4 separate regions of the Homo sapiens genome follow, and regions 1, 2 and 4 are each linked to region 3. The links are chromatin loops, found by intact Hi-C in ENCODE. Cell type or tissue: Calu3. All regions are shown on one strand. Region 1 overlaps HHLA2 (HHLA2 member of B7 family). Region 2 overlaps CD47 (CD47 molecule). Region 3 has its middle 55 kb from the start of LINC00636. Region 4 overlaps IFT57 (intraflagellar transport 57).

Region 1 (8,000 bases), 370 kb after region 3:
TACATTTCTAATTCCTGTTCACTCTTGTGCTTTTAGTGTTGCATGCTCTGACATAGTTCTGCAAGCTGTCTTTGAAAAGCTTTTTACCTCTTCTTTTTACTGTACTTTTGTCTTCCCTGTGAATTCCAGAGACGTGACTGCAGAAATAGATGACTGAATACTAAGTATGTATAGGTTCTATTTTCCCACTTTTATTTACGTTTCTGAGGATTCCAAACACGTTTGTTGTTCTTGAGGCATTTCTTCTAGAGTTATCTTCTTACAGTCTTTTTTATTAAGGTAACTCCAGTTCAATTCTTACCCCTTAGTTCCTCCCCACCCCACCACAATTTTCCTCCCCTGCCCCCAATTATTTCAATTGTCCTTGTCTCTTATATTCCTATTTTCTTCCGTAGGCTAATTTGAGAGACTGCATTGTTTCTCTTTCCCTTTTGGAAGTTGAGGGTGGCCCGTGGTAGTTTTAATCTGCTTGGCAAATTCTTGTAATCTTTTCTCATAAGGATTCTACCCCTTTCTCCCTCAACTCAAGCAGCCTCAAGGTCATCTTGCCTCCTCCTTTCTTCTTGGAACCAAGCAGCATGCTTTACTTTTCACTTCTTCCTGCTTGCTACCTTAACTCCTCTATTGTTTCTCTTCTGCTTCTAAATTGGTTTCATCCGAGTGACTCGAGTGACTCGCATTTACCAAGTATTGCCTATGAGCTCTGTGGTTTGTGTGCTGCCTGTACAATATAAAAGGTAATCCACATAACTGAGCTGAGGTAGTGGGTTGATATTCTCATTTTAGAAGAAAGTTGAGATATGCTATAGTTTAGGAAATAAGACAAGTAATCTAGATTTGATTTCTGTGTTGCTATTTATATTAGTAATCTAATTCACACAAGAATGTATACTTGTGAGTTACATAGATCTGATTTTTATAGTAGGGAAATGAATATTAACATGAAGATTAAACAGTCTGACTTTAAAATGGTATATAAATGAGTTTGAAAGAGAAAATACCTGATTTCATTTTCTGTTCTGTTGTAGTAGGAGGGTTAGTCTTTCGATAACAGGTCTGAAATAGCATGATACCTGGAAACCATGATTACTGGAAACTGTAAATATTTTACCATCCAGGGTTCAACCTCCTACCCCTTATTCTCCTGACAGTACGCTGAGACAAACATTTTATTAACTAACATCTCTCTCAACATTTTCCCCTGCTAATTGCATTTTGATTGGTTCAAATTCCGTGTGGGGATTCCTTGATTCTGACAGTACAAGACATTCAGTTCTCTTCAAGTCATGTAATCGACTTTTTTGAATTAGTTTTCAGTTTCATTTTGTTTTCCCTAATTCAAGTTGGGAACACTTCATTTTCCCCAATTCAAGTTGGGAACACTTCCTTGGTATTTCCTTGCTACATGGACTTTAGCAAATGCTACTTTACTCTCCTTCCAGCTACTCAGGAGGCTGAGGCAGGAGAATCGCTTGAACCCGGGAGGCGGAGGTTACAGTGAGCCTTTTCCTAGTTTTACTGTTGGAAGCCTAACTCACAGGAGAGATTATGCAATACAGTCCTGAAGTCAAGGGAGGAGAGGTAGGAAGGGAGAGGGGAAAAGAAGTTCCTTGAGGGCATTTACTAGAAATGCCTCCTGGTGCTGCCTTTTCTGTTCTGGGCTAGCTGTCTCCTTGAAAACAGCACACACTAATAGGAAATTTAAAAAAAATCCTGGACTCGGTATGCTCTGTTGTCTTTTGTGGAGAAGTCAAAGCACCTTCTTTTTCTTCTCCACCCATGCCCCATCTCTTTGTTGCTTGTTTAGGCAAAAAAGTAAAATATTTCTTCCCCTTATTTGGCATTCAACTGCTTAATTCAGTTATGTCTTGGTTCTGAGTTTTCTGTATCAACTTTTCCTACAATGTGGAAACTTTAGATCAACAGATTCAATTCTGTCTTCATTTTAGAAAAGTTTTCTTACATTGTATTTATGTATCAACTCCTTGATTTGATGAGTTCTTGACTTCAGGGGCCAATATCAATTATCCTAATACTGTGTCATTTATGTGCTATAATGTAACCTCATCTAATTGCATTCAATTTATGTTCTATAGCTCAACCTCATCTAGTGCATTCATCTCTTTCATCTGAATTCATGAAGATATCACAAATCTTCCTCTACTTTGGCTTTCAGTGATATCACTTCTGTACTTTGCTAGCTCTACATTCTTATTAGTTATCTCTAGAAATTTTAGTCCATATTTTGTTTCCTCATATCTACAATCCTCTTCTCATCCTATCATTTTGTTTAGCTTGTTTTTGAGTACTTGTTTTGTTGTGTACATATGCTGGTCATTAATTTCTAATATAAAACATATAATTATTTTGTATATTTTTTTCTAGAGGGTATAGACCTAATTTAAGTGAAGTTTTCCTTTCTGTTCTTTGAACTGTTTTATTCCAGGTTGGGCTTTATTTTTTGGTCACTTGCATGCCATTCCTGTACCCCACCTATTTTGGATTATAGTGTATATTATGTAGCATGTCAGTTTTTTATTTTGCCCAGTTAGTGGCCAGGTAATTAAATCAGTTCTGACATAGTAGGTACGTGATGGGCTCTTGATTTTTTTTTCTCATTTTGTCTGAGACCTATAATCCATTATTGCAACCACCATCGCCACCACCTCACAGCAGGTGACTCTGGTGGTTGGGTATTTTGTGTTCTCTCATTTGCTTAGGCTGAGTTATTGGCAGGGGTGGAAATAAACTTTTTGTTAGATAATTGAACTGACTCTCATTTTTGGACCTACTGAATATCACATTCCAATGTTTATATCATTTAGTTGGTGGTGTGTATACGCGTGTGTAGTGTTCTAAAGGGGAATGCACTGGCGTTTTGAGTGGCTTCTCTCTGTTCAATGTATCATTGTATAAGCTATGCTCCCATTGTCATGTCAACGCCATTGTTTATGTTCCCATTTGTTTCCTACTCCTTCCCAGTCAAGAAAGAAAGAAGAAAGATTTCTCTCCAAATTTAGGCATTGTGTTACTTTCCTCAGGCTCCTTTAACAAACTACCACAAATATGGTGGCTTAAATTAAGAAAAACATATCCTCTCAGTTCTGAAGGCTAGAAGTCCAAAATCAAGGTGTTGGCAGGCCCACACTTCTGAAGATTCTAGGGGAGAATCCTTCCTTGTTCTGCCAACTTCTGGCGACTCCTGGTGTTCCTTGTCTTGTGTCAATATAAGTTCAGTCTCTGCCACCGTCTGTGTCTCCTTTCATACCTCTCATAGGACTTAAGACACAGCCTAATCCAGTATGATTTCATATCAGTCTTCACCTTAATTACATCTACAAAGACCTATTTTCAAATAAGCTCCCATTCTGAGGTTCTAGGTGGATGTGAAATTTTGAAGAACAACCAGTCGATCCACTACAAATATATTAGAAAGGACTTTCAGGGCTTCAGCAACACACCACAAATCTACTGTGTCTGAGAGTGGGCTTCACCTCCCTACTAATGGTCTGTTCTGCAGATCGCTAATCTCTCTAGATCTGGTAAATTGCTCCTTCAGCCCAGGATGTTAGGGTACTTGTCCATGTTGCTAGTCTTGGGGGTACAGCATCATTCTTGTTAGTTTCACTTAACCCTGCCTGCAGCTGTATAAATAGTCACATTAGTAAACTATTGATGATTACCACAATATGTTGTCATATTTGCTGCCTGAGTAGGATTACTGGTTGACTTTGCATCCTTGCCTTATAATTGATTTTTACAGGGACTATTTCTAATGTTTCCCCATTGAAGATTCTGTCTGTTTTTATAGGGTTTTCAGACATATTCTTTGTCACATTAAAACCTTTTACTCATCAATGAGGAATTTGCAATTACTTTGTACATTATCTATTTTTTTCTGCATGGATTCAGATGATTGGTTTTTCAACTCTAATCTGCTTAATATGCTTTTAGCCTGGGTTTTCTAGAAAACAGAACCTGAGCAAGGATTAAAATGCTGATGCTTTATTTGGGAGGTTAAAAACTCAGGGCTGTGAGAGAGAAGGAAAGCGGAAGCAAGGCAAGGGAAGATGGGCAGCTTTGTAAACGGACAGATTACCATGCTGGCTACTGCTTCACGAGTAGTCAGAAAGACCCAGCAATTCTCTTGGTCGTAGCATTCATCAGTGTGAAGGACTTTTCTGAATGGGAATGTAGAAAACCGTGCCTCAAAGTCCTCCACGGGAGGAAAGAAGATGGGGGGATTCATCTGCCCAGATCTAGTCGTTCCTGTTGGTTAAAATTTACCTCACAGGAAATAAGCAGTTCCATATATCCCAATGTCATCATCTAGTCCCTTTAATAGCAGCTCAGAGTGCTGAGTCCCATGCCCTGCTGTATAGAGTTCCATTCCATTCCAGAAGTATCAGGAGGAACCAGACACTCCAGGTACATGCCTGGTTGGCTCAGCTCTGGGTGGTGGCCAAGGAGGAAGGCTTGGCACTCTCAGGGCAAATGACTCAACAGAGCCTCACAGTGACAGTTAAGGTCAGTGACACATTTGAGCCAAGGAAATCTGAGGCACACAGACTTTGGTCTGATACATGTGATAAATCACATTTATAAATCTTCTAATGGTAAATCTTCTTTGGATTCCTGGAGAAAACCCAACTTGGTCACTGTGGCAGCCATGAAAATGTGGGCTCACATCTGCTGTGGGGAGTGTGGGTGATTGCAGCCCCAGGTGCTGCTGTCTGGATCATCACCACCTTTGTGTCATGGCCATGACTGATCTCAGCTGATGCTCCACTGATTATTCATTCCCTCAGTGATTGAGCACAGTGGCAAGGCTAACAAGGGAATCCTCTAATGGATGACTTTGGTGCAAGGGTTCCCCAGTCATCTAACAAAACTTTCTTAGAACTGCTGCAAGCCTGACGTTCCTTTCACTCCATTTCCACCCTTCCTCTCTCCTTTAACATCACAGTTGGAAAGTTCTCCTCACTTCTGCTTTCCCCCTTTATCCTTCACAGGAATTTTCCTCACTAGCATCCCTTGAACATCGTGTCCCATCTTAGTGTCTGCTTCTTGTAGAACGTGATTAGCACAGTCATAATACATTATCTGTTTTAATATTGTTAGATTTGGTTTACAACATTTTGTCCAGATTTTCATATCTCTTTTCCTGAGTGAAATAGATTATCTTCTGTCCTCATACAGTCTTTTCCTGGGTTTAAATAATGCTGTCCTTGAAGTTTGGTAGAATTTGTCTGGAAAACCATCTGGGCCTGCTCGAGCTCTCCCTCTCTCTCCCTCTGTGCGTGTGTGTGAAGGTTTTAAACTGCTATCCAATTTCTTTAATAATTATAGGACTCTTTAAGATTTCTATTTTGTGTGTATGTCAGTTAAGGAAAGATTCTCAGAAAACTGTTTTTAAATCCACTGGCAGAATGTTGCTGATACTATTATCTTTTCACATCTCTGCTTTATCTGTAGTTAGGCCAACTTTTTTAACATACTACATTTTCTCACTTCATTTTGCCAGAAGTTTGTCTATTGTCAATTTGTAGTCTTGTTAATCAATTTTTGACTTCAACCTTTTCCATTGTATATATATATATTTTTCTATTTTATTTCCACTGTTATATTTTCCTGCTACTTTTTTGAATTTTTCTTTTTTTGAGACAGAGTCTCGCTCTGTCACACAGGCTGGAGTGCAATGGCACGATCTCGGCTCACTGTAACCTCCACCTCCCAGGTTCAAGCAATTCTCCTGCCTCAGGCTCCCAAGTATCTGGGATTACAGGCATCCGCCACCATGCCTGGCTAACTTTTGTGTTTTTAGTAAAGACAGGGTTTCACCACGTTGGCCAGGCTGGTCTTGAACTCCTGACCTCAGGTGACCTCAGGTGAGCCACTGTGCCCAGCCCTTTTTAAAAAAAATTTTCTAACTTAGATTTTATACTCATTTAATATCTGCTTACCTTTATTCCTTTTTAATACAAATGTTTGATTAAATTCTCCTTAAAACTGCTTTTATTGTATTCTACCTCTTTGTATATGTTGTGCTTTTTCATTTGGTTCTGAGTAATAACCATTTTTATGTTAGAATAATTTTAGAGTTACAGAAAAGTTATGAAGATATTATAAGAGTTCTTGTTGGCCAGGCGTGGTGGCTCACGGCTGTAATCTCAGTAATTTGGGAGGCCGAGGCGGGTGGATCATGAGGTAAGGAGTTCGAGACCAGCCTGGCCAACATGGTGAAACCCCATCTCTACTAAAAATACAAAAATTAGCCAGGCCTGGTGGCAGGTGCCTGTAATCCCAGCTACTCGGGAGGCTGAGGCAGGAGAATCACTTGAAACAAGAAGACGGAGGTTGCAGTCAGCCAAGATCACGCCACTGCACTTCAGTCTGGGCAATAAGAGTGAAACTCTGTCTCAAAAAAAAAAAAAAGAGTTCTTGTTAACTTTTGCCCAGCTTCCACTTTGTTAACATTGTATATACATGGTTCATTTGTCAAAACTTAAGAAATTATCATGGTACAATACTACTAACTAAACTACAGATTCTATTTGAAGGTCACCAGTTTTCCCAGTAACTTCCTTTTTCTGTTTCAGGATCCAATCCAGAATACCACAATGCATTTAGTAATTAGGTCTTTTTTTTTATTTTCAATTTTAATTTTTGTGGGTACATAACAGGTATATATATGTATGAGATACATGAAATGTTTTAATACATGCATGCAATGTAAAATAAGGACATCATGGAGAATGGGGTATCCATCCTATTAAGCATTTGTCCTTTGAATTACAAATAATTCAATTACACTCTTAAAATTATTTTAAAATGTGCAATTATGTTATTGATTATAGTCACTCTGTTGTGCTACCACATAATAGGTCTTATTGATTCTTTCTAACTATTTTTTGTACCCATTAACCATCCCCACCTTCCCCGCAACCACCACTACCCTTCCCAGCCTCTGGTAACAAACCTACTCTCCAGGCCCATGAGTTTAATGGTTTTGATTTTTAGATCCAACAAACGAGTGAGAACATGTGACGTTTGTCTTTCTGTGCCTGGCTTATTTCACTTAACATAATAATCTCCAGCTCCATCCATGTCGTTGCAACTAATTGGATCTCATTCTTTTTTATGGCTGAATAGTTACTCCATTGTATATATGTACCACATTTTCTTTTATCCATTTATCTGTTGATGGACACTTACGTTGCTTCCAAATCTTAGCTATTATGAGCAGTGCTGTAACAAACATAGCAGTGCAAATATCTCTTTGATATACTGATTTCCTTTCTCTTGGGTATATACCCAGCAGTGGGATTGCTGGATCATACAGTAGTTCAATTTTTAGTTTTTTAGGAACCTCCAAACTTTTCTTCATACTGTTGTACTAATTTAGATTCCCACCAACAAGGTATGAGCATTCCCTTTTCTCCACATCCTTGCCAGCATTTGTTATTGCCTGTCTTTTGGATAGAAGCCATTTTAACGGGGGTGAGATGATATCTCATTATAGTTTTGATTTGCATTTCTCTGATCAGTGATGTTGAGCACCTTTTCGTATGCCTGTTTGCCATTTGTACATCTTCTGAGATATGTCTATTCAAATCTTTTGCCCATTTTTTTAAATTGGATTATTAGATTTTTTCCTATAGAGTTATTTGAGCTCCTTATATAGTCTGGTGATGAATCCCTTGTCAGAGGGGTAGTTTGCAAATATTTTCTCCCATTCTGTGGGTTGTCTCTTCACTTTGTTGATTGTTTCCTTTGCTATGCGGAAGCTTTTTAACTTGATGTGATCCCATTTGTCCATTTTTGCTTTGGTTGCCTGTGCTTGTGGGGTATTGCTCAAGAAATTTTTCCCCAGACCAATGTCCTAGAGATTTTCCCCAGTGTTTCTTGTAACCGTTTCATGGTTTGAGGTCTTAGATTTAAGTCTTTAATCCACTTTTATTTGATTTTTGTATATGGCAAGAGGTAGGGTTCTAGTTTCA
Region 2 (8,000 bases), 120 kb after region 3:
GAAAGAAAATGAGATGTTTTGGTCTATCTCTGTGGCAATAGCCTGTATCTTTCTAAAATGTGTACATCACAAATTGGAAGTAATTGGGATCCTTCTCTACTAGGGGGTGCCATGCTTCGTCTCAACCAGTAGCAAAAGGCAACGATCCCCTTGCCCAAATATCACTTGGTTAAGGTAAGCAGCTACTTAGACACAGAATAGTGCATTTTTCCCAGTGGTGAGAATATTATAAAAGTAATATTCATAATTCTTTTTTATTTTTTTTGAGACAGAGTCTCACTCTGTCACCAGGCTGGAGTGCGGTGGCATGATCTCAACTCACTGCAACATCTGCCTTCCGGGTTCAAGCAATTCTCCTGCCTCAGCCTCCCGAGTAGCTGGGACTGCAGATACACACCACCATGCCCAGGTAATTTTTGTATTTTCAGTAGAGACAGGGTTTCAACATGTTGGCCAGGATGGTCTCAATCTCTTGACCTCGTGATCTGCCCGCCTTGGCCTCCCAAGGTGCCGGGATCGCAAGCGTGAGCCACCGCACCCAGCCCATAATTCTTGATGAATAATCAAGAGTAGAGATGCCAAGGAAAGAAAAAAAGAGGAAAAAAACCTAGATTCTTCCTAAGGCATAGACAGGGCATTCTAACTGTTTTGCGGGCCAGATCAAATTATGATCTGGTAAAGGATTAAGAGTGAAATAACCACATACCATTAAGGGGTTCCTCTACAGCTTTCTGAAAAATATTTAAAATATATTTACATAAAAATATAATTTATGTCATGTCATTTTATAGTAAAACTTATATATGCTAATATTTAAATTACGTAGTAAGCAGTAAATCCTACAGTCAAAAAAAAAAGAAAAAACAAAACAACGAAATAAGCCTGTAAATGTTAAAGCAAAGCTTGCCAAGTCGGGTTAATAGTTTAATAATAACTGTATTATTCTCTTAATATTATTTTTCTAAACAGAATTTCCCACTTCACCACTCTCAGCTCAAGAAATTCTAACTTCTAAAAATATGAAAGTGCAAGCATAAATAGCAACAACAGAATAAATAACACAGTGAAGAGGTGGAAGCAAAACAGAATCATCTTTAAGTATCGCAAATTGAACTCAGTAACTGGGAAAGAAAATGTGTTAGGATTCACAGGTCCAGTTAAGTTGCTGGCCTCTTGTGACCAACATAGCTATGGCACCAATCTTTCTAGAATATACCCCTGTGGTAGACACACATACCCGCCCCACCTGCCCTTTAGGCACAATGAGGCTTGTCAGACTTAGAAGCATATGTGACCTCTACCTCCGGCCACAGACAGAAGACTCTCTTTGGCATTCCAGATACATCTATCATCACTCCGTTATAGGAAGCTAAGTACAATATAATCCTTTCCAGAGCTTATGTCCACAACATACCTCTTGGGCCTGTCACTGTGATAAGTCTATGTTTATAAATATGCTTTTCTCTTCATTTATGCCCTCCTAAAATTACTCCTTTCTTGCAATTTCCTCAGATGGCTTAATAAGGTATCTAAGGTACAATGAAACCTTAAGCACAGTTTTAAGGGAAAAAATGTTTATAAAACATTTGTATGGGAGAGGATCGAATCATAACTCCGAACAGATGTTTTCAGCAATATTTACATTTATTTTATAGATTATAATTATCAGTGATGTCAACTTAGTATAGATTTCTCCTCATTTTTAAGCCTGAAATTGTCATTCTGTGTATGCACATCCAATGAATCCAACAGGTGAGGTGATATATTGGAATCAGCTTCCTTCTGATTGCAGAGATAATATAGCCATTATTCCTACTTTCCAGTTTTGGGTGTGAGAAGTCAGTACAATCTTAAGAAATCATTTATTCCATCCCATTGACACTAAAATGACCAAACACAGGTTTTAAAATAGAACTGGACCCATTCATGCAAAGGTCATGCAATGACTTCAACATTCTCTTAATTTGACGTGAGACAAAACAGATAGCAAAATATCTCAATTACCAAGTTCCTCAGTCTAATCCCTCAAATGATCATTCACAATTCATTTAATAAACTTTAACTTACCCTAGGAGGTTGTATAGTCTTCTGATTGGAAGCTGATATAAATAACAAATAAGAATATAAATTTAATAAATGAAATAAACTAAGGCATTTGGTAATGTTTAATTTTAAGATAAAATGTTCAGGGCTAAAACTAAAGGTGCCAGAGATGTTAATGAAAGAGTTCCAGCTCTGACAGTCTATTCAAACATGCTGAATATTCTTGATTATATACACTGATTTGAAAAATGAAGCAAATAACCCATCTACATCAAATAGTAAACACATTCTCTCATTTGTTTATGCCATCTTTCCCCCAAATCAGCCACTTGTTACACTGGCTGGTGGGAAAATGCTGTCACCAACATACCCCCACCATGGGTGCTCCATCCTCCCTCCTCTATCTACCCAGAGTGTAGACAGAATGTGCCAGAATTTGTCCCCACTACTCCATCTCCCTTAGCTCACTGCTCCTGTGTCTTACAAGCTCAGTCTCTTTCTCCACATCACTCCCTGGGTCTTTCCAGTTTCAAAGCTCCAAAGAGCTAACAAACTAAAGAAAATACTCAGATAGCTCTGAGTATTCCTCTATCTATTTCTTCTTAGCTTTCTGAGTTGCCTTTTTCACTGCTTCCAAATGGATTCATTAATGAAGTTGAAGGAATACAGTACATGAGCAAAGTGACGAAAGGGAAAAAGAATACCCTAGTTGGGGAGGGAAGAAGAGATAGCTTCCTTATAAAAAAAACAAATGAGAAGGCTGGCCGTGGTGGCTCATGCCTGTAATCCCAGCACTTTGGGAGGCCAAGGCAAATAGATTGCTTGAGCTCAGGCATTCAAGACCAGCCTGGGCAACATGATGCAACCCTGTCTCTACCAAAAATACAAAAATTAGCTGGCGTGGTGGTGCATGCCTGTGGTGCATGCCTGTAGTCCCAGCTACGTGGAAGGCTGAGGTGGGAGGATCTCCCTCGTCCTGGGAGGCAGAGGCTGCAGCGAGCTGGGGTCGTGCCACTGCACTCCAGCCTGGGCGACAGAGCGAGACTCCATCTCAAAAAATAAAAAAACCCAAAAAAACAAATAAATACAGAATAAGAATCCTACAGATGGAAAAGCGTTGAACAGAAACATGCCATGAACCACTCAGCAGGAGGGGGATCCTACTGAACAGAGAGGCCCATTCCGCTGGGACCTGGGCTGGATGACAGCACTGGATTTTCTCATCAGCAGATGGAGGCACGCCTCCAGGACTGCTCTGTGTTCCTTACTATTTATTTACCACCACTGCACACTCGAATTCTGTCAAGCTTCCAAAGCTGGCAGGGAAAAGGGTGGGTCCTGACCCAAGGAAAGCCAATCTGTGAGCCAGCCAAAAGCTGGTGAGTCTTTCTCAAACAGGAAAAATGGCAACAGACTGGACTGACAAGTTTCTCCCTGCCACTGGACTCTAAGAAGAAACAGAAAAAAACCCAGAAAGTTGGTGATGGGAAGGGAAAGTGAAAAAGAAACAGAAAGGAGACAAGGATGAGTCCAAAGCTGTAGGTAAGAAAAGTTGTCTGTGAGAAGGCATGAATAGGATAAAAAACAGTGGCATAAACAAGAGGGTGAGCTAGCTGGCTAATAGGCAAAGAATCAAAGACAGAGGAACTCAGGAACTATAACTGACAGGGGCATCACCTTACTCTTGCTGCTGAGAGGGCAACACGATGCTTCAGTTCTTTGATATGGAATGGATCCTTCCAATTCCTAGACTACATACTGTCCCACCCCTGTGAGGCCCAGTTATGTATCTGAGCTCATAGGAGTCCAGTTTCTGTTAGTGCCATGGGCGGCTTTAAATAGGCCTCCCTTACTGTGGAGGAACCTGGGGGAGTGACTTGGTCCTTGTATCCAAACAAGAAGCCAACCTCTTTTTAAAGTAGAACAGGGTAAAATGGGTTGGGATGCACTACATTTAGCAGCCTCCCCAATAAACTAAGCAGAAATACAGAGCTTTATTTGGGAACATCAGGATAGTTACATGTATATACAACTGACTTCAATGAAACCATGCCTTATATCTATGTTCTACAAAGAAAAAGAGAACTAAACAACTATCTAAATTTCTGATGGTAATATGGAAGTTCAGAGATAAGGTTTTAGAGTTACATTTTTGAGCTCATAAATGTATTTATCAGAATAAACACTGCCAGGTGTAGTGGCACATGCCTGTAGTCCCAGCTACTTGGGAGGCTGAGGTGGGAGCATTGCTTGAGCCCAGGAGCTCGAGGCCAGCCTGGTCAACATAATGAGACCCTGTCTCTAAAAACAAAACAAAACAAAATAGAATATTGCTAACCGCCAAGTAACTCCTTTTCTTCCCTAATAATGTAGAAAGAATACTTTCTAGTTCTAAATCTCCGATCCAAGGGATGTCACAGTTGGCTGGCCCATTCTGAAAAAAAAAGATTTATGAAGAATGGTACTTCAAAGGGACATCAGTCAGTTGTGATCCCTCTAAATATTATAAAACCAAACAGTGTACAAGTTAATTTCACCTGAGTTAATTCTCTCCAATATGGATATAACCCATGTGACAAAAGAATTATTACGATTTCTGCTGCTACCATGAGCCTAAGACATTGACAGCCATATATATATATTTTTTAACCACAAGCCTTAAGCATTCCATATGAGCATACTTGCAATGCTTCTTGATTTGTTCTTCTCTCCCTGAAACATCTGACTCCATGCCATAAATACATTTCCAGGGTTTAAATTTTTCAGAAACATTTTTTCTATTGATACCAAATTTACCTCTCCTTAAATTGAACAAGAAAATATCTGAATTTGTATCTATACATAGATATAAATTCTACGTATATATTCTGCATCTGCATCATTCTAAAATATCTGGGATGTTGTGGTAAATATGGTACTTACTGCTACCAGATTGATTTGTATCAAAACACTATATGCCCTTATATTGAACTAACTGGTAATGGCTTTAAAAATGAGAAAGTATTGATCCTTATAATTATATAAACGTTCTCTACAAACAACAAGCCCAACTTTAGTGAGTTTGGTTAGGTTCTTGTAATCTTTTCTATGCTTTCACATTAAGTTATTGTGCCCAGTCCTTTTTCTCATCTTATAAAATTAAAATGCTTCCAATAAAAGAAAAAAAATACAACACAGTTTAAAAAGTTAAAAAATAGAAAGTGAAAGTCACTTTCACAGAAAGTTGTAGAAAGTGAAAGGCCTACTCTTTAAAATAGCAAATTAAGGCTACAAATTTAAAGTTGGAAATAATAAAAATTATAAAAGTTAAAAATCTCATAGCGACATTAACTTCTTCTTGAAGAGAAAGCTTGGATTTTTAACTATTTGAGGATTTTATTGCATTTAAATCAAAACACAATCATTAGGCTTTTCTAAAACAGAACACGTGCAATGAGTAAAAATTATTTTGGAGACACTTAAAATTTTAACTTCCTAATATAAACGCTCAAATTTGCAACCTTAATGTTACATAGATTCAGATTTACACAGTCAGATTATATAAGCAAACCATATTAATGTTCCTCCTAGTCTACCATGTTATCTAAAGAGCAACTTTCCTGTACCTTGTCTCTTCTTGCCTTTCAACTGACTGTAGGTGTCCCTCTGAACCCTGGCATCAGACAAGTTGATTTAAAAAGTTAATTTAGGATACTATCAATAAAATTAGGACACTATCAATAAAATTGCACTAAATTTTAAACATATAGCATAAATTTTAGCATATAGTATACTTATATGCTAACCTATGACAAAGAAAAAATAATTTGGGGTACTTGTCAAGATTTAAGTCATTTTAATTTTAATGTCAGAACAGTGACAGGTACAGTACAGTGGTTTCACAGGCTTGGAGGAACGTAAGTGATGGAGAAGGCAGGAGAGTGAAGTTAAGGAGGTGGCAGATAGACAATGCTTAGTTCCACTTGAGACATTGTCACCAGACCTGCTGGCAACTGTACTGAAGATCATTCTATGCTAGATATGGAAGGCATGGGGTGGCATGGGAGTAAAAGGGAGGACAACCCAGATAGTGAGGAAAAAATAAGAGCGTGCTGCCCGTCAGCCAAAGGTATCTCATACTACTTCACCAGAGTTGTATGGATACTGCAAATCACACACTATTCTCAGGCATTTGTGGGGAGCAACAAAACCAGGAGTGTCATCTTCCAGAACCAGACACATGGTGATTGGAAGATGTAACAAAAATAGAATATGCACCAACATTCAAGATGTTCACTGTAGCTACCACATGAATTCCATTCTGCTTTAGATGTCTCCATTGTATTTTATGGCATTATGTGGTATAAAATTAGAAAATTTCATTGAGCAACAACTAAGACTTATGAACTCATATGCTAAGGATACGCAGATTTTAGTTAAGTATTTTAATTATTTATCTAATAAGCATTAATTAAAGAAAGACACAGAATATATGACAGAATTGAATTCAATTAACAATCATCAAGAACCAAAGTTCAGAAATAAAGGTAAAAGTTTTTTGAAACTATTATGTGAGTCATATGAGAAATTATTTGACTATAACAATTCAAGTTTCGTATTAAGTTTTAGAAACACATACAGCAAAGTTTACCTAAAGCAAAGCAGAAACACTATTTTTTTACTCCATTAATTTATAACTTTTGATTATTTTGATAGGTGGTTAAGAGTATGTTTTATTTCATAAAAATATAATTTTTTTAAAAAACGGAAACTAATATAAATTACATTATTGGGAACATCTTGAGCTTAGGTAAGATAACATTAGTTTCAGGCACAATTGAAAATATCTCTCTGTGTACATATATCTCAATAAAAAATAAGAATTTATGCAGAAATGTTACTTGAAAATTGGCAGATTAAATATACAAGTTAGAAACAATGAAGTAAATTCCATACTTACTAATAATTGATTTTAAAAGGAGTAAAAGCCTAAATTTTGAAACTCAATGTTTTCATTATATTGGTTTTAACTAGAACTGTTTTAAAGTCATGCATTAGAGGTCACTGCTCTTTAAATGAACAAAATTGATAGATTGTGAATTTTAATTCCTGTCTGGGGTGTCTATGTCTGCAAGAAAAAGAGCAAGTGACAAACAAACAGGTCTGTGCAGGACAGCTCTATCACAGAAACACTGGAACAATTAAAAATCCTATTCTATTACTTAAAATGGATCCTCAAAGATCTCTCCCCTTTTACTTAGTATAAAAAGGTACACATTCTAATAGATAAAGCCATTTTCCTTTAAACTACTTTGGAAACCAAATTTTCATTAATCCTATATGTCTTCTACCCTCTTTAATTACCCTCAAATCATTCCAATTGTATTTTCTGACTTCTGGTCTTAAACTGGAAGAACCAACTAAAAATCCTATATGTCTTCTACCCTCTTTAATTATCCTCGAATCACTCCAATTGTATTTTCTCATTTTTGGTCCTAAACTGGAAGAACAAACTAAAAAGCATTTTCTAAGTGATATATCTGAAATTATTGGCATAGGTTAATGAAAATAAGATTGACTTACCCACAAATTTCATATAAACTAGTCCAAGTAATTGTGCTAGAGCTAAGATACTCAAACCTGAAATCAGAAGAGGGCCATGCATTGGTATACACGCTGTAAAAACAAATAAAATTCTGTATTAGAAAAGCATATGAAATAACTTACTAAAAAACAGTAATAATCCCAAGTTTTAAGAGAGTTATTCTAACGATCAAAAAACAAAAATTATCCATATATGTTTATTAACTTAACCAGTAAAATGACTCAAAATTATTAGAAGAACAAAGCCCTCCTTTGCATAACACATACCTTATCATATCAAGAAATGGGAACTGGTGTTTCAAGTCTAAGGCTCCAACCAATTTGAGCCCAGTTATTTTAAAAGCTCTTCCACAAATACAGGCATATCAGTTTGG
Region 3 (8,000 bases):
TTAAATATGCTATGTCCCACATGCTATTAAATTCATGCAATAAGTTCCTAAGTTTAGATATTATATTTTCCAAATTCCATAATAACCATATGGCTTTCTTAGCCATTTTTATTCTCTTTGAAACTCTTAACCTTTAATACATACCTAGTTCCTTTGTATCCATTAACATAATAATCTTTATTATTTTAAAGTCATTTTCTGCTAATTTTTATATTTGTGAGTCTGCTTCTATTGTTTGATTTTTTTCTCTTGATTATAAATCATACCTTCAATTTTCTTTTCATGTTAGTAATTTTTAGTTATCTTACAGATATTGGGTATTAAAAATAACCCCAAACAAAACAAAATAATGACAACAACAAAACAAAATGTTCAGATGAAATGTCTACCAGCAAGGGTTCCTCCTATCCTCTGATGGGCAGACAGGCAGAGATTGTGCTGGATAGGAGGTTGAGTTGCAATTTTTAGCAAATCCCAGCTCACCTTTTATTTGTCCCTGATTTTTGCAGAGGTCAATTTTGGGCTTTTGATGAGAAGCCTAGCAGCTACCTGTCTCCACAGTTCTAAATAGTTTGCTCTTCAGAGGTTTAGAGGCTGTATCTTAGATATCCATGCCACAAAGGTTCAAATCTGGCAAATGGTTTATGAGGAAAAATTGTTGGACATTTATTGTAAACCCGTATTTCTAACAAGATGTTGTTTCTCAAGCACTGCAGACTACAGCAGATTTTATTTTCTCTTTCTGGTTCTGCCCCTTTAAGACTTCCCCACCATTCCAAAACATATGGAAATGAGCCTTGCATTTTGCACTCTTCTATTTTCCCATCTATTATGCCAATCCCATTCATTCACCAAAACTTCTGCTGATTTTTCTTTTACCCAGTAAAGTCCTTCTCTTTGGCCGAAATCTCATCTTCAGCCTTTACCTGCAATGAACAAATGCTCCTTGGGAAGCAAACAGCTGGTGATTATAAGCTCATGTAGGAACTTGAGTTTATCTAGTTCCTGTTGCTTCCAACAAGATAGTGTCTTTAATGACGCTTTCAGTTTACCTGTTTTTTTTTTCTTATTGCAACAGTGTGTGTGTTAGCCTGCTGTGACCATCTACTTCTTTTTTTTTAAATTAAAAAAATTTTTTTTTGTATTTTTAGTAGAGATGGGGTTTCACCATGTTAGCCAGGATGGTCTCCATCTCCTGACCTCGTGATCTGCCCGCCTCAGCCTCCCAAAGTGCTGGGATTATAGGCTTCAGCCACCGGGCCCAGCCCATCTACTTCTTATCTAGAAATGAAAGTCCCTCTCAGATGTATAAGGGGGCAGAAATTTTGGAGCTTGAACGGACTTTGGCATGTGCTCAGAATTGTAAAGTGATGTATTCAAGACAAAAAACAAACAAACAAATCCAAAAAAACGATAAAGCTAGAAATTGGACCTGAGGTAAACTTGAGGGAGGTCTTCTGATCCCATCTATTATTCAAGAGGACAGGGAGCAGAGAAAGAGAGGAAGAGAGAAGATATTGTGGAAGGCTCTACCTGAAACAGAGAGCAATTCTGAAGTTTTTGCTCCAATTCTGGAATTCAGAAGTGACCTACCCTCAGAAACACTGGAAAACACACTTAGGTCTTTTGAGCCAATTATTACATCTAACATTTGCCTATTATTATTGTTGTTGTTGTTCTACCTGGTTTGAAAACAGGATTTAAAATAATTTGCCAATGATGAGAGCTCCTCTGGGGAAGGTTACAGATGAGGCAAATAGGATGATAATATAGAGGGTAAGAAAGGCTGTTATTAGAAAGCTGAGAATATTACTTTTGGCAGGGGTACATTGGTAGTTGAAGGAATTTCAGGACTAGGTGATGTGGGCTCATGAATTACTCCACTCAACAGAGCAAATGAGACAAGACTGGGTTCCTGTCCTTTGAAAACATAAAAAGGAAATGTTTCGATCCTTTTCTACAGGGAAAGTTGATCACTGTCACTTTTCCCCCCTCTATGATTGTTGAGCTAGTCCAGAGTGCCAAAGTAAGGGAAGAAAAAGTACAAGATTAATGACGAGATGGGATTCTGGAACTGAGAGCAGAGAGACCCATCCCTTCCCGAGATGCTCCTCACCCTTCCACTCACACGCTGAGCTACTGAAGCCAAACTTCACCTCTTATATGGGGAAGGAAAAACATTTGAATTTGCAGAAAGTCAAAGTCATGAGAAGATAAAAGAAATGTGATTAAAAATAAATGTGATTTTTATGTTTTATCTTTAATGTGGCAGTAGTATATTTATTTAAGTTTTGTGGTATTTTGTCCTGCTCTTGATTGAAATTGTATGTCTCTAGTCAAGCCTAAAAAAGAGGTTGCTAAGCAATTTAACAATGTAAACAAGTAAGAGGGGGAGAAATGTTCAGGATCAACGGGAAGCAGTGTGTTTTTATTTTCTTAGAAGAACAAACTGAACAAACTGTATTTAAGAATATTATCACACTATTGTCTACATGCAAATGTGTGCTGCTATTTGTAAACGAATCACATCCCTTTATTAAGGAAGGATGTCTATTTGTCATCTTTGCAGCAATTCCAGTAATAAAAAAATGCCCATTTCTTTAAAATTATGCGCTATTGATGGCAGCTAACATTTCTGGAGTACTTATTATGAACCAGGATGCTAAACAAGGATCACTTCATACAAGCTATTGCATTTAATCTTCACAATTGTTTTATGAGGTAATTACTAATATTATCCTCCTTTTTAACACGTAAGAAAATGGAGACTTAGCAAGGTTAAGTAACTTGCCCAAGGACATATAATAAAGGGCAGAGCCCAGTTCAATTTGATTCAAAAGCCTATGTGCTAATCATTTTGCAATAATCAGAATGGTCTTTCAATAGCTGCAAACCTGTGGTGCAAAACTTTCCATTGGAATGATGGCCAATCCAGTGGCTTGGTTTCTAAACAACTCCATTCCTCCTTTCTGTTCTACTCAGCCAATCACCTTGATGACCACTCTTCTCTCTCAGTCCACAGTGGTCAAGTTGTGTTGCCTAAAGCATGAAAAAGGGAAATGAACAGTATGAGAAAGCAAGATTGACTTGGTATCTTCTTATTGCTACCCTCTTGCTGGGTCCCAGCATATCACCTTACTAATTGTATAGCCTATGGCAATAAACTTTATAATTCTCACCTCTGAAATTAGGATTATATTACCAATCTTGCAAAATTGCTATAGGAAAATGAAATACTGCATGAAAAGTGCCTAATTCAATGCAGACACATGATAATGTTTGTCATATATGAGTTTTCTTCCCCTTCCTAATTCTATCTTTAATGCATCCTTATGCTATATCTTTCTTCAAAGTCAGAACCTTGTCTAGGAGATTTTTAAGCACTGTGTTGTTATCTAGACTTTGCATATAACTCACAGAAGATTGTGAGATGACTAATGTGAAGACATCTTTGGACAAGCAATTATCAACTTCCTACCTGATATATTCTCATAATGTGAATACTTGCTTTAAAAGTACTTCTCCAAGGTGTGTATGTGTCACATTTTCTTAATCCAGTCTATCATTGATGGACATTTGGGTTGGTTCCAAGTCTTTGCTATTGTGAATAGTGCTGCAATAAATATATGTCATGGAATACTATGCAGCCATAAAAAAGGATGAGTTCATGTCCTTGATAGGGACATGGATGAAGCTGGAAACCATCATTCTCAGCAAACTATCGCAAGGACAAAAAACCAAACACCACATGTTCTCACTCATAGGTGGGAATTGAACAATGAGAACACATGGACACAGGAAGGGGAACATCACACACCAGGGCCTGTCGTGGGGTGGGGGGAGGGGGGAGGGATAGCATTAGGAGATATACCTAATGTAAAAGTTAATGGGTGCAGCACACCAACATGGCACATGTATACATATGTAACAAACCTGCACGTTGTGCACATGTACCCTAGAACTTAAAGTATAATAAAATAAATAAAATCAATACATAAAATTAAAAAAATAAAAGTACTTCTCCACTTTAAACACTACTCAATTATCTATTGGCATAAAGATTGCCCGCCCTCTACTCCACACCACAACAAATAAATCCCATGATAACATACCCAAGAAGCAGAATTCAGGATCCCTTCTCTTCATTTGGAGTCTTCTGGAGTTGAACAGCTCTTGAGTAGGGGGCACTTTTTTGCTGTAATAAATTTGTCTTTGTGACAAACTGAAGCCACTGGCCTCCAGGTGGAGCTGCATGAAAGAAAGAGAGAAGTGAAAAGAGGGAAAAATAGGTTGGTGTTCCAGAGAAGTAGATAGCCTGAGAAAGACTCAATAAAACCAAGATGGTACATGGTCCTCAGGGGATTTTCTAGGAAAAGAAGTGACATGCAAACTGATTCAGCCAGTTTAATTCCACAAGAATTTGAAGAGACTGCCAATGTGCTCAGCCAGCCCCAGTGTCTGATGCAAGAAAAATGAGACATGGTCCCCAGGAAGCTGGCAGTCTTTGGGAGTGGCAGCACATAGGCATGGAAGAAGAACATCAGGAGACCATGTGTAATTCAATGGTAAAACGGTCATGCAGCTTAGGACATGGTTTCAGAGGTGAGAGAAAAGCTATTTTGTGTGTGTGTGTGTGTGTGTGTGTGTGTGTGTGTGCGCGCGCTACTACGTTCCAGGCACTAAATTTGATGGGTTACATAAATTATCTCATTTAATTAATCCTAAAAACAAACCTTTGACATGAGCCCATTTTAATGGCAAGGAAATGGAAGCAAAAAGATTAAATAACCTGCCCAGGAGCCAACAGCAAGCGAGCTGTAGGATTAAAAGTTAAACCTGTCTGAATTCAACACCTATGGTCTTGAAAGGCCTGAGCCATTTGCTAGCCATATAACTAAACCCTCCTGACTCTTCTGTGCCTGTTTTTTTAATGGGACAAATGGATATCATATTGCTGTATTTGAATTGTTTGGGGGTAATCCTTTGCTTCTGCCCTCTTCTTCAGCAATATGACCTTCACTTTGGCCCTGATAATTGGACACCTCTTGCTTTAACCATGTGATCCTGCCTCCAAATGGAGGCTGCTGAGACCAAGGTAGGCACTTGACTCAAGGGAGGTGTGGTGGAAGGAGAGAACCATGGCAACTTTGTCTGTCCTGAAGCCTGATGGTTCAGTCAGCTTTTCCTAGATTCTGTGAGACTACGCTATAACTGTACAGTCATCTCCCCAACCCCTATTCTTCTGTTTTCTTGAGCTGAATTGAGCTTCTGTTACCACAACCAACAGATCCCTGACTAGAACAAATACTTTCCATGGAGTTATTGTGAGGAATCCATGAGATAAGGTAAATTAGAAAGGACAAGATCAAGGAGACCATAGCTATTTATCTTAGTGAGTAAAATAGCAATTTGGCCTTTATAATTGGATCCCAAGATTTTCAGTTTATGAAATGTTTCATTACGTCAAAAGCAGGATATGCGCAATTTTCATTTTTACTTTTCCTGCCAGGAGAAATCAAAGTGGCTGATAGTCATGTTAAACTAAAGACGCAGCCCCAAGGTTCTCTGTATTTTGGACAGAGAGGCCCCAGGCTGGTCATCTGGTAACCACTTTAAATTGGGTTTCCACTGGAGCCACACTGTACCCTGAGGACTCTTCCATAGGAGATGTAGATATCCTGACTGAATGATGGACTGCCTGACTGGCTGGCCAGCCATACTGCAATCTTCACCTGTGTGAAGGTTCTGAGAGAAGTGCGCCACTCAGATCCAACAAGCTGTTTGACCAAGGACACTTCTTATTTGATTTGGTTCAATTGCATCGACTGCCCGTGTCACTGAAAATGATCAAAGCAATTGCATATAGACACAGCCTGAGAATACAAAGCTGCTTCTTTAAAACAAAAAAGCAAACAAACTTCACACTGGACATTTTAAGACTGGGTTATTTAGTATCATGGACGCTTTGCCTTTGGGATGTTGATTTAGTAGGTTTGAAAAGATGGCCAGAGACAGCATACTTTTTGCTGGCATCTGATTTGTCACATGGTTCATGTTGCTTTATTTATCATGGACCACAGGGTGCCAAGGCTTTCTTTGCTTCTTGATAATTTCAGTACTTCTCAGGTTAAAGTGGAGCCTTTGGATCTGGCTCTCCTCCCTAACCCCTTCCTTATGCACCGCACATTCTCTTACTTTCTCTGGGGATCACACGGCTTCTTGCATTCTCCAACTGCAGTCAGGCAGCAGAGGAAGCAACATTTTTGTTAGTGAGTTTTTCCCCCGTGGCTGCTTTATTACTTAGACCATGTAAATCTCAGTTGGAGGGTGGCCTTTGTGTGAACCTCATTCTGAATCTCAATTGACTCGTGCAAAGACAGTCCGTATATTTTCCTGCTACTTTTTCACTACTTTCATCTTTCTCAGCTTTTGCGTATTAGGATCAGTTATGGTTTTTTTTTAAATAAAGTATCTTTTGTTGACAGTATTAGAGCTTCCCACTCCAAGACACTGCAGGTTAGGGCTTGCTTCCTGCAGGAGAATTTTGGAAGAGGTTCATGGGAAAGGATCAGATGCCATATAGATACTGTGATGCCTTTAATCCATATGATTTTTTGGGAGAGAATGCTGAATCATGATGGGTGTTTGGTGTCCTTTAATTACCAAAGTTATCAGGAAAAGAAAGTGTACCACAATCTCATACTGATGGATTACATTGCAGGCACTGGAAAGAAATCTTTTTCTAGAACAGCCTTTGTCATGGTGGAGGTGGGGGTAGGGGGCTGGCACTTCCCATTTGCCCATTCTGTGTACTAGAATCTTAGCGGCAAAGGTCAGGTAGGGTTTAGCCAAGTCCGATATCTATCTACAATTATATCTGGATTCGTTAACCTAGGACTTGATGAATTTAACAATAAATGTCCATTAAACCTGTATATGATAAATACATCAAGTATAAAACAATGGCAAACATTTTTCAAGTACTTACCACATGCCAGGCAAGAATTCTATCTCATCTTTTCCTCTAAGCAACTCTACGAGGTCATAATAACAGCTAAGATTTATTCAGCTCTCACTCTGTGCCAGGAACTATTCCAACTGCCATGCATGCCCTTATTTACTTATTTCATTCTCCCAGTAATACTGTGGGTTATTTAGTATCATGTGGTATGGGCACGAGTTTTCAACCCATTTTATAAATAAGGAAACTGAAGTACACGCAGAGAGGTTAGGGAACTTGCCCCAGGTTGTAAAGCTGACAATGAGTGAAGCTGGGATTCACACCCAGCTGTCTGATTTCGAATCCCATGTGATAAATGATAACCATCCCTCAAAAAATACATGGTGAATGTGGACTAGTGAAAAGCTCCAGTTTCTTCTGTGACTAAAGGAGTCATTGCTGCTTATAAATGAGCAGGACTTGTCCACTATCAGATTCTGCTGGTCCTTGTGGCTCCTCCGCTGTTTTGGTGATGGGCAGCCAGTGCTAGAATGGTGGCAGCTCTTTGTGGAACTTTGATGCTATCTGGAGCTTATTCTCCATCTCTGCTATTTCTTAGATTTTGCTTTAAATACATTCTTTGTCTGTTGATTTCTATAGAGATTGGCTCCCGCCAATACTTTCTGCAAAATAACCTGCCTCTAATTGCCCAGAAATGCCTCTCTCTGGGTTTGTTTACATGGCACTGTGACTCTGTCTGCTCAGAACTGTGCCCTCCATGCCCTGTCTGTGTTTCTCTCCTCTATTAGCATTCTCTGCCATATTAAGGCTGTGAAGAGAGCCACATTTCCCTGCCTTTGCTAAAAAGAAACGTTAATATTGGGATTTCAGCTAAAAAGTGAATATTCCATTGGATACCTCTATGATACAATTAAAGAGATTTAACCCCAGTAATAATACCTCCAGAGTGTTCTGGTTTGTTTTAAGCATTTTATACCCACTATCAAGTTGGTTACATAAGACAGAGTTAAGACAGAGTAGGAAAGAGGAATGAGCATGG
Region 4 (8,000 bases), 280 kb after region 3:
GTATATGCAGAATGAATGAATATATCTTTGTCTTGACCTTTAAAATCCATCACATTAAAAAACATCTTTTAAACTGATAAGTTTTACAATGGTCTTTTTCCTTCTGTAAATGACAGTCATCTTTTTTTACATATATTAAATAATGTTTATTTACATTGCTGTTAAAAATACATGTTGAAAACCTTAAAAATACAAAGCATAGAAAACAATCATCCATAATTCTCCTACCCATAATTAATGCTAATATATTTATTTTTAACGTATTTTACATAGTTAATGTTATATCAACATAAAATTTGGAATCATCTCAGTTAATTTTATAGCATATAGTATAAGTTACATTCCCATGTCAGTAACTTTGTATTTTTCTTTGTAAACTTTGTAAACATTTTTTGTAGAGACAGGGTCTTGCTCTGTCACCCAGGCTGTAGTGGAGTGGCATGATCACAGCTTACTGCACTTTCAAACTCTTGGGCTCAAGCGATCTTCCCACCTCAGCCTCCTGAGTAGTTAGGACTACAGGCATGCACCACCATGCCTGGCATTTTTTTCTTTTTTGGTAGAGATGAGGACTCACTATAATGCCCAGGTTGGTCTCAAATTCCTGGCCTGAAGCAATCACCATGCCTGGCATTTTTTTCTTTTTTCCTTTTGGTAGAGATGAGGACTCACTCTATTGCCCAGGTTAGTCTCAAACTCCTGGCCTGAAGCAATCCTCCCACCGCCTCCCGAAGAGCTGGGATTACAGGTATAAGCCAGCATGCCCACCCAACAATTTTCAATGGTGATATAGTTTGGATATATGTCCCCTCCTCTGTCTCTGGTCCTTCTCCCCTCCTCTGCTTCTTCTCTGGCCATGTGAGGTGCCTGCTCCCACTTTGTCTTACCATGATTGTAAGCTTCCTGAGGCCCTCACCAGAAGCAGATGCTGGTGCTACACTTCTTGTATGGTCTGCAAAACTGTGAGCCAAAATAAACTTCTTTTCTTTATAACTTACCCAGCGCCTCAAGTATTCCTTTACAGCAACACAAAATGGACTAATACAAATGGCTATATAATACTCTATTCAGATAGCATCTAATCTATTTAATAGTTATTTTTCAGCATTTGCTATTAAAATTATGCATATACTAACTTAAATACTATACTATACTAACCTCAATGCCAAACTTCAATTACTTACTTATTTTAAACTAATTATCTATTGATTTTAAAAATCACCTAAAAATTTTAATTGGTTTATGACAGCAAAATATAGTTGACCCTTGAACAACACGGGTTTGAACTGCATGGGTCCACTTAAATACAAATTTTCTTTCATTTCTGCCACCCCTGAGACAACAAGACCAACCCTTCCTCTTGCTCTTCTTCCTTAGGCTACTCAATATGAAGACAGGGAAGATACTTTTATGATTATCTACTTCCACTTAATAGTATGTATGTTTTCTCTCCCTTATGGCTTGCTTAGTAACATTTTCTTTTCTCTAGCTTACTTTTAGTGTAAGAATACAGTATATAATACATAGACAAAATATGTGTTAACTCTTTATGTTATTGGTAAGGCTTCAAGTCAACAGTAGGCTATTAGTAAAGTTTTTGGGAGTCCAGAGTTATATGTGGATATTCAACTGTGTGGGGGCCGATGCCCATAACCCCCACATTGCTCAAGGGTCAGCTGTATACTATAAAGTTTGTTTTTTCCCCCAACCATTTCTGCTTCAAATCACAAGCACACTTCCTAAAATACCAGGGTCAATCTAATTCTAGTTCTGAGAATTATCTTGAGAAAAAGTTATTTTGTCTCTGTCATCTTTAGCTGCACACTATGGATGGCATGTAAAACATGTAAAAAGTTGTAGATTCTGCCAAACAACTTAAATAATGTTGATCATTTAAAAGCATTAAAAAATTCCTACTCATCCTAATTGTAGATGAATAAAGGAATTCCTTAGAAATGAATGGTATGCGTATAAAGCAGAATTTATTAATCCTAAATTCTTTTGTTCTGTTTTAAATTCTTTATTAGTCACAGTCTATTTAACATCATGAATGGTTAATAAAGTATTTACTCATATAACTAGTGGTATATATTTCCCTGAACAGTTCAAGAACCTCTGCTAAAATTCAGACCTCAATCATTAGAGAATACAAACATTAACTTAACCAAAGGTCTAAATGATGATACTCAGCACTGTATTTAAAAGCTTTTCTTCTTTAGAAACAATGAAATAAAATATATTCCAGATAATGGAAGTCTGGGGGAAATTAAGAGAATGGGAAGTGGCCGAAAGGTGAAAATGAACAGAAAGTTCAGCTACACACATACCACAAATTCTTCATCCACTTTATTTAATGTTAATTCTGCATCATCTTCTGCAACGCTTTCTTCTTCTAATTCTTCTACTGGGTATATTGGCCTAAAATAATAAGATTAAACATGAGGTGATAATTTTAATATTTAGTAAGACAAAAAAATCATAATGCAAATATCATGTCCTCTATGCCAGGTTTTGTCCTTTTTCATTCCGCTTCCATAATCACTGTTAAATGTTTCATGTATTTTTCCTAAAACTTTCTATGTAAAAAGCAAAAGTGTTTATCTCCAAATTTATAAAAAATGAGATGATACTATGCATGGTGTTATCCAACTTAATGCTTCTCACTAATACACCATATTTAAATACATATGTATTTCTCATTATTTTTTACATACAAGCACTGTATTTCATTGAACAATCAATACCATAATTAATGTAATTGGCAGCCTATGACTGAACATAGAGGTTTCTAATTATTTTGCTGGACAATATTGCAAAGATCATCTTTGTACATTTATCATTACACATACCATTTAGAATAAATTTGTTCAAGTGAAATGGCAGGGTAAACAACTTTGTACAGTATTGTTTTGCTATATACTGCCAAAATTGGCTTCCAAAATGTTACCCTAATTTAGACTCCAAACAATACTGAAGGAGAGTAACTCCATCTCCATATATTCACCAATATGATATATAATACAAACTTTAATTTTAGCCAATCAACCAAGTGAAAAAAAATCTCATTCTTGTTTTAACTGCATTTCTTTAGCATGAAAGTGATTGAATATCTTGTCATATTTTAATTGCTTATTTGCACTTCTTTTTAGGTGAAATGTCTATTTATACCATTTACTTTTTGGCTTTTTGTATATTAAGAAAATTAATGTTTTGCCTAACCTCTCAAAAATTGTTCCCCTAGTGTATTACTTATAATCTTGGCTATTCAAGATTGTTATAGTTCTTCTTAGATAGAGTTGGTAACCTTTTCCTGCACAGACCCTAGCTTTAACATCATATATTAGAGGCTTTCTGTCATACCACAACCTCTATACTCCTCTGGTCTTTTAATACTTCTATAGTTTTACTTTTCATATTTACATCTTTGATCAATCTGAAGTTTATTTTAACATAGGTAATAAGAAGGAGTCCAGCTTTCTTCTTATTTCCAAAATCTAATTAGTGATCCTAACATTAAACTTTGAAAAAAATCATTTATTCATCAAGATTAATGACACATTTCCTATATTAAAAGTACTTAAATGTATTTGGGCTTATTTATGAAAACATATTTTTTTTCCTTTTTTTAATCCAGTAACAAAGCTAGAGAGAAAACTTGTATTAAAAACTTGTACCTGGCTGGGTGTGATGGCTCACATCTATAATCCCAGCACTTTGGGAGGCCAAGGCAGGTGGACTGTCTGAGACCAGGAGTTTGAGACCAGCCTGGGCAACATGGTGAAACCCTGTCTTGACAAAAAAAATAAAAAATTAGCTGGGAGTGGTGGTGTGCACCTGTAGTCCCAGCTATGCGGGAGGCTGAGGTGGGAGGATCGCTTGAGCCCGGCAGGCAGAGGTTCACTCCAGCCTGGGCGACAGAGTGAGACCCTGTCTTAAAAACGAAAACCCATGCCTCAATCATGTTAAAAAAATACAAAAATCAACATTTACTAATATGCAAAATACTATGAACTAAATCAATCATCTTAAATAATAAATTTCCTAATTTTTCATTAATTAGAATTCGAAAATATCTCAAAGGCAATGTTCTTCTAGGATTCATTTTGACATTTAGATATATAAAAAATTCATCTATATGTAACGTCTATCTCATTTACATGTTACAGAGCTGACATATTCTCTAATGTTGACTACTTTTCAGCTCCCTCCTTTTATTCCTCATTTAAACATAGTCCTTATAAGTTATCCAAGTCACAGTCTCTTCAATAAATGGTGCTAAAAAACAAAAAAAGAAAAATAAATAGTACTGGGGAAACTGGATATCCACATGCAAAAGAATGAAACTAGACCCTTACCTCTAACCACTTATAAAAACCAACTCAAAATGGATTAAAGACTTAAATATACAATCTGAAACTGAAACTACTAGAGGAAATGTGGAAGAAAACACTTCATGACATTGGTCTGGGCAAGAATTTTTTGGATAAGACCTCAAAAGCACAGGCAACAAAAGCAAAAATAAACAAATGCGATTACATCAAACTTAAGGAAACAATCAAAAGAGTGAAGAGACAACCCACAGAATGGGAGAAAATATTTGCAAACTACCCATCTGACAAGAACTTAACATCCAGTATGTATAAGAAATTCAAGCAACTCAATAGCAAAACAACAACAAAAAAACTAGTCTAATTTTTAAAATGAGCAAAAGATCTTAATAGACATTTCTCAAAAAATACATAGAAACGGCCAACAGATATATGCAAAAATGCTTGACATCACTAATCATCAGGGAAACGCAAATCAAAACCACGATATCATCTCACCCCAGTTAGAATGGCTATTACCCAACCCCTCGCCCCCCAAAATAACAAAGGCTGCTGAGGATATGGAGAAGGGGTAACCCTTGAACACTATTGGTAGGTATGTAAATTATTAGTACAGACACTATAGCGAACACTATGGAGGTGCCTCAAAAAACTAAAAATAGCACTACTCTATTATCCAACAATCCCACTACTGATGATATATCCAAAAGAAATGTAATCGGTATGTTAGAGATATCTGCACTCCCATGTTTATTGCAGCACTATTCACAATACTCAAGATACGGAATCTGCCTAAGTATCCATCAAAGGTTGAATAGAAAATGTGGTATATTTTCACAGTGGAATACCATTCAACCATAAAAGAGAATGCAATTCTGTCATTTGTAGCAACCTGTATAAGCATGGAGGACACTATGTCAAGTGAAATAAGCCAGGCACAGAAAGACAAATATCATAGAAGTAGAGAGTATAATAGTGGTTACCATAGGATGGGAAGGGTAGGGGGAAGGGAGAATAGGGAGAAGTTGGTCAAAGTGGGTGAGTACAAAGTTACAGTTAGGAGGAATAAGTTCTAGTGTTCAATGCACAGCAGGGTGACTACAGTTCACAATATTATATATTAATTAACAATAATATATATTTGAAAATAGCTCATAGAGATTTGGAATTTTCTTGCCACAATAAAATGATAAACGTTTGAAATGATGAATATGTTAATTTCACTAACTTGATCATTGTATATTGTACACATGTATCGAAACATCACATTGTACTCCAAAATTTGCAGTTATGTGCCAATTAAAACTAAAAAATAAATTATCCAACTTACAATACAGAGGCCAGGAATAAGATGTGTTGAGAAACAAAGGAAGTGCAAAATAGAATAGTGGTTGAGATATTACACCATAGCTTCTGGTGAATTTAGAATATATTAGTCTATTAATTTAGCAGTTTTTTAAAATGCTAAATACAGCAGCACATCTCATAACTTATCTTCTCTTGAAATTTAATAAAGTATTATGGACCATGTAGCCATTCTTTATATTGTACTAAATAATAATGTTTGGATTGAAGCATATGAAATTGCCATTTTTTAGTTTAAAAATAGATGAATATGAGTAATTTCATATGGCTCATCCCAATGATAACCTAATTCAAGGAAGTTATTAAACTTAATAGGGAGATTATATCTAAAAGAATATAATTGAATATACATTAAAATGTTATTAACAGGGAATAATATATATATATGTGTGTGTGTGTATATAATCTTTCTACCGAAGTTAGTTCTAATTAAAAAAAAAAAAACACTGCTTACTCGCATTTTACCTGAATAGTGCCTTCTACATTCTAACCTATTAGTAATCCCAAACTGCAAAGCATAAAATTTATGTTTTCTAATTATAATCTCTATAAATTGAGTTTCCAAATGTTCTATTTCATCTATATGCTCAATATCTATTAAACATCTAAGATACACCAAGCATTATGCTAACAGAGTACTTGTGAAGATTTCATGATTTCTAGCAAGAATGTCAGAATAGTAAAGAACAATTTTATACCATAGGATAAATATAATATAATAATAGAAATAAAGCACTGTCAGGTTGGACACAAAAGCAATGAACAATGTCTAGGAGAGTGTCAGGTAGTTTCTTCAGTATTATTCTTGCCCAGTAACTACTAGCAAAGGAGAAAATCCCACTTAAAGTACTGTATTAATTTCCATTTTTCCTTAAATCTGTAGCTATCAGTTCCCTCTGTGTATATACTATGTTTGTGTGTGTGAACATATGTACAAGAGACTTTAAAAAAAAAGTCCAGTATTTACAAAGATATGTAGTCACAGTTAAACCTTTAATAATTACATATTTGAACAGGAAAACGGCATAATAATATGTAACACATTACTTCAGAATTAGTTTTGAAGACGTGAGACATTCTAATTTTGTCTATACTGGCTTTTCTTAATTATCTGTGGCATTTTCAATTTAGAATAGTCAAAAAGAATAATTCTTTTATGTTCAATTGAACAGCTCTGTACCCTCAGAGGCAAATGCTATGCCCATAAAATTACTATCATCAGGGTGGGTAATTTTTACCTTTTCCAGGTGAAACCAATATATTTCAATGCTTCTTCAGCGAAGCAATCAAGAACATAGCATACATGTTCTCCATAACCTGACTTTAATTTTGAAGGAGGAAAATCTGCAGTTCTTCCCTGAAAAACAAAAGAAAAAACAGGGTATTATTTGTTAGTTATACTCCAAATGTCAAATATTTTAAGCAAAGAACTGCTGAATGGATGTATCACTTTTCTTTCAAATGATTTACAATAACTGTAATTACACTGCTTCATACAAATCCATTTCAAGTCTTTGTAACCCATTGATACATAAAAATACTCAAAGACTTTTATTGTTAAAAGTATCAAATTAAAAAGCAATAACATCATAGCAGCAGAACAAATTATTGATCTTATTAGAGTGAAAAGAAACCAGTAAAACTATTTAAACAACTATGTTTAAGGACAGAGTGATTCACTTGTCAAAAATTAATAACATTTGTGCCAAAAATATCTTACTGCCTGCCCAGGAAAAGTCAGAAATGAAAAAGTACAACTGCTGTCATGGTCTTAAGTACAAGTTCCCTTTCAGAATATGAAGTGTTTTGGCTTTGTAGGATTTTTTTTTAATTATCATTTTTTAGATCAAGAATTAACCACCCCAAAATTTACCTCTCAGATATATCAAGATTTTTTTAAAAAAATATTACTTTGGACTAATAAAGAGTATATACTGAACATTTTCAGAAGTGACATTAACATTATAATGTAAACTATTTTAAGGAGGTTTTACCTAAAAATAAATTCATATTTACAGAGGAGTCATCTAAATGGCTAGCATTTGTTATTAAATTACCAGTATTAAAATTCATAACTTGAGAACAAGGAAAAAGAAGGGTCGTTTACACTTACAAATGACCGAAGCTCGGATAGTATGTTAGATATTGTTGCATTAGGGTCATCATATTCTTGAGGCTGCTCAAAGGGACGTCCCGCTTTATTAATCAACCAAGCAGCAAGAGTACAAAACATGTAGAACTGTTCGCCAGGGTTGGTAGGCAGTGCAAAATAGTGTCTGTTTCAAAACAAGGAGGAATGGGGGCGGA

The links. Hi-C counts contacts between places; a loop is a spot of excess contacts. Peaks named below come from ENCODE experiments on the same cell type or tissue, not always from the same donor. Only the 100,000 strongest peaks of a DNase experiment are listed, where the experiment ranks them.
Region 1: a loop joins it to region 3, with 2.8 times the contacts of the local background. A loop is called at or near these places in 4 of 110 quality-filtered maps.
Region 2: a loop joins it to region 3, with 2.7 times the contacts of the local background. A loop is called at or near these places in 3 of 110 quality-filtered maps.
Region 4: it touches region 3 in a loop (2.8-fold over the local background); 31 of 110 quality-filtered maps call a loop at or near these places.

What each region holds. Positions count from the first base shown.
Region 1 is chr3:108,301,214-108,309,213 of GRCh38, forward strand. All of the region lies in intron 1 of HHLA2 (HHLA2 member of B7 family), which reads left to right. Among named protein-coding and RNA genes, the nearest start is that of HHLA2, 8.7 kb to the left of the region's middle. In Calu3, no CTCF peak of the experiment used is centred here; a DNase peak (open chromatin) is centred at 4,458.
Region 2 is chr3:108,049,872-108,057,871 of GRCh38, forward strand. It overlaps CD47 (CD47 molecule), which reads right to left. Exons shown (of 11, transcript NM_001777.4): 7 at 7,606-7,698; 8 at 2,068-2,099; 9 at 707-731. Among named protein-coding and RNA genes, the nearest start is that of CD47, 37 kb to the right of the region's middle. In Calu3, no CTCF peak of the experiment used is centred here; a DNase peak (open chromatin) is centred at 3,390.
Region 3 is chr3:107,933,991-107,941,990 of GRCh38, forward strand. No RefSeq gene overlaps it. Among named protein-coding and RNA genes, the nearest start is that of LINC00636, 55 kb to the left of the region's middle. In Calu3, no CTCF peak of the experiment used is centred here; a DNase peak (open chromatin) is centred at 4,241.
Region 4 is chr3:108,211,604-108,219,603 of GRCh38, forward strand. IFT57 (intraflagellar transport 57) reads right to left here. Exons shown (of 11, transcript NM_018010.4): 2 at 7,807-7,969; 3 at 6,932-7,050; 4 at 2,328-2,418. Among named protein-coding and RNA genes, the nearest start is that of IFT57, 6.8 kb to the right of the region's middle. In Calu3, no CTCF peak of the experiment used is centred here; no DNase peak of the experiment used is centred here.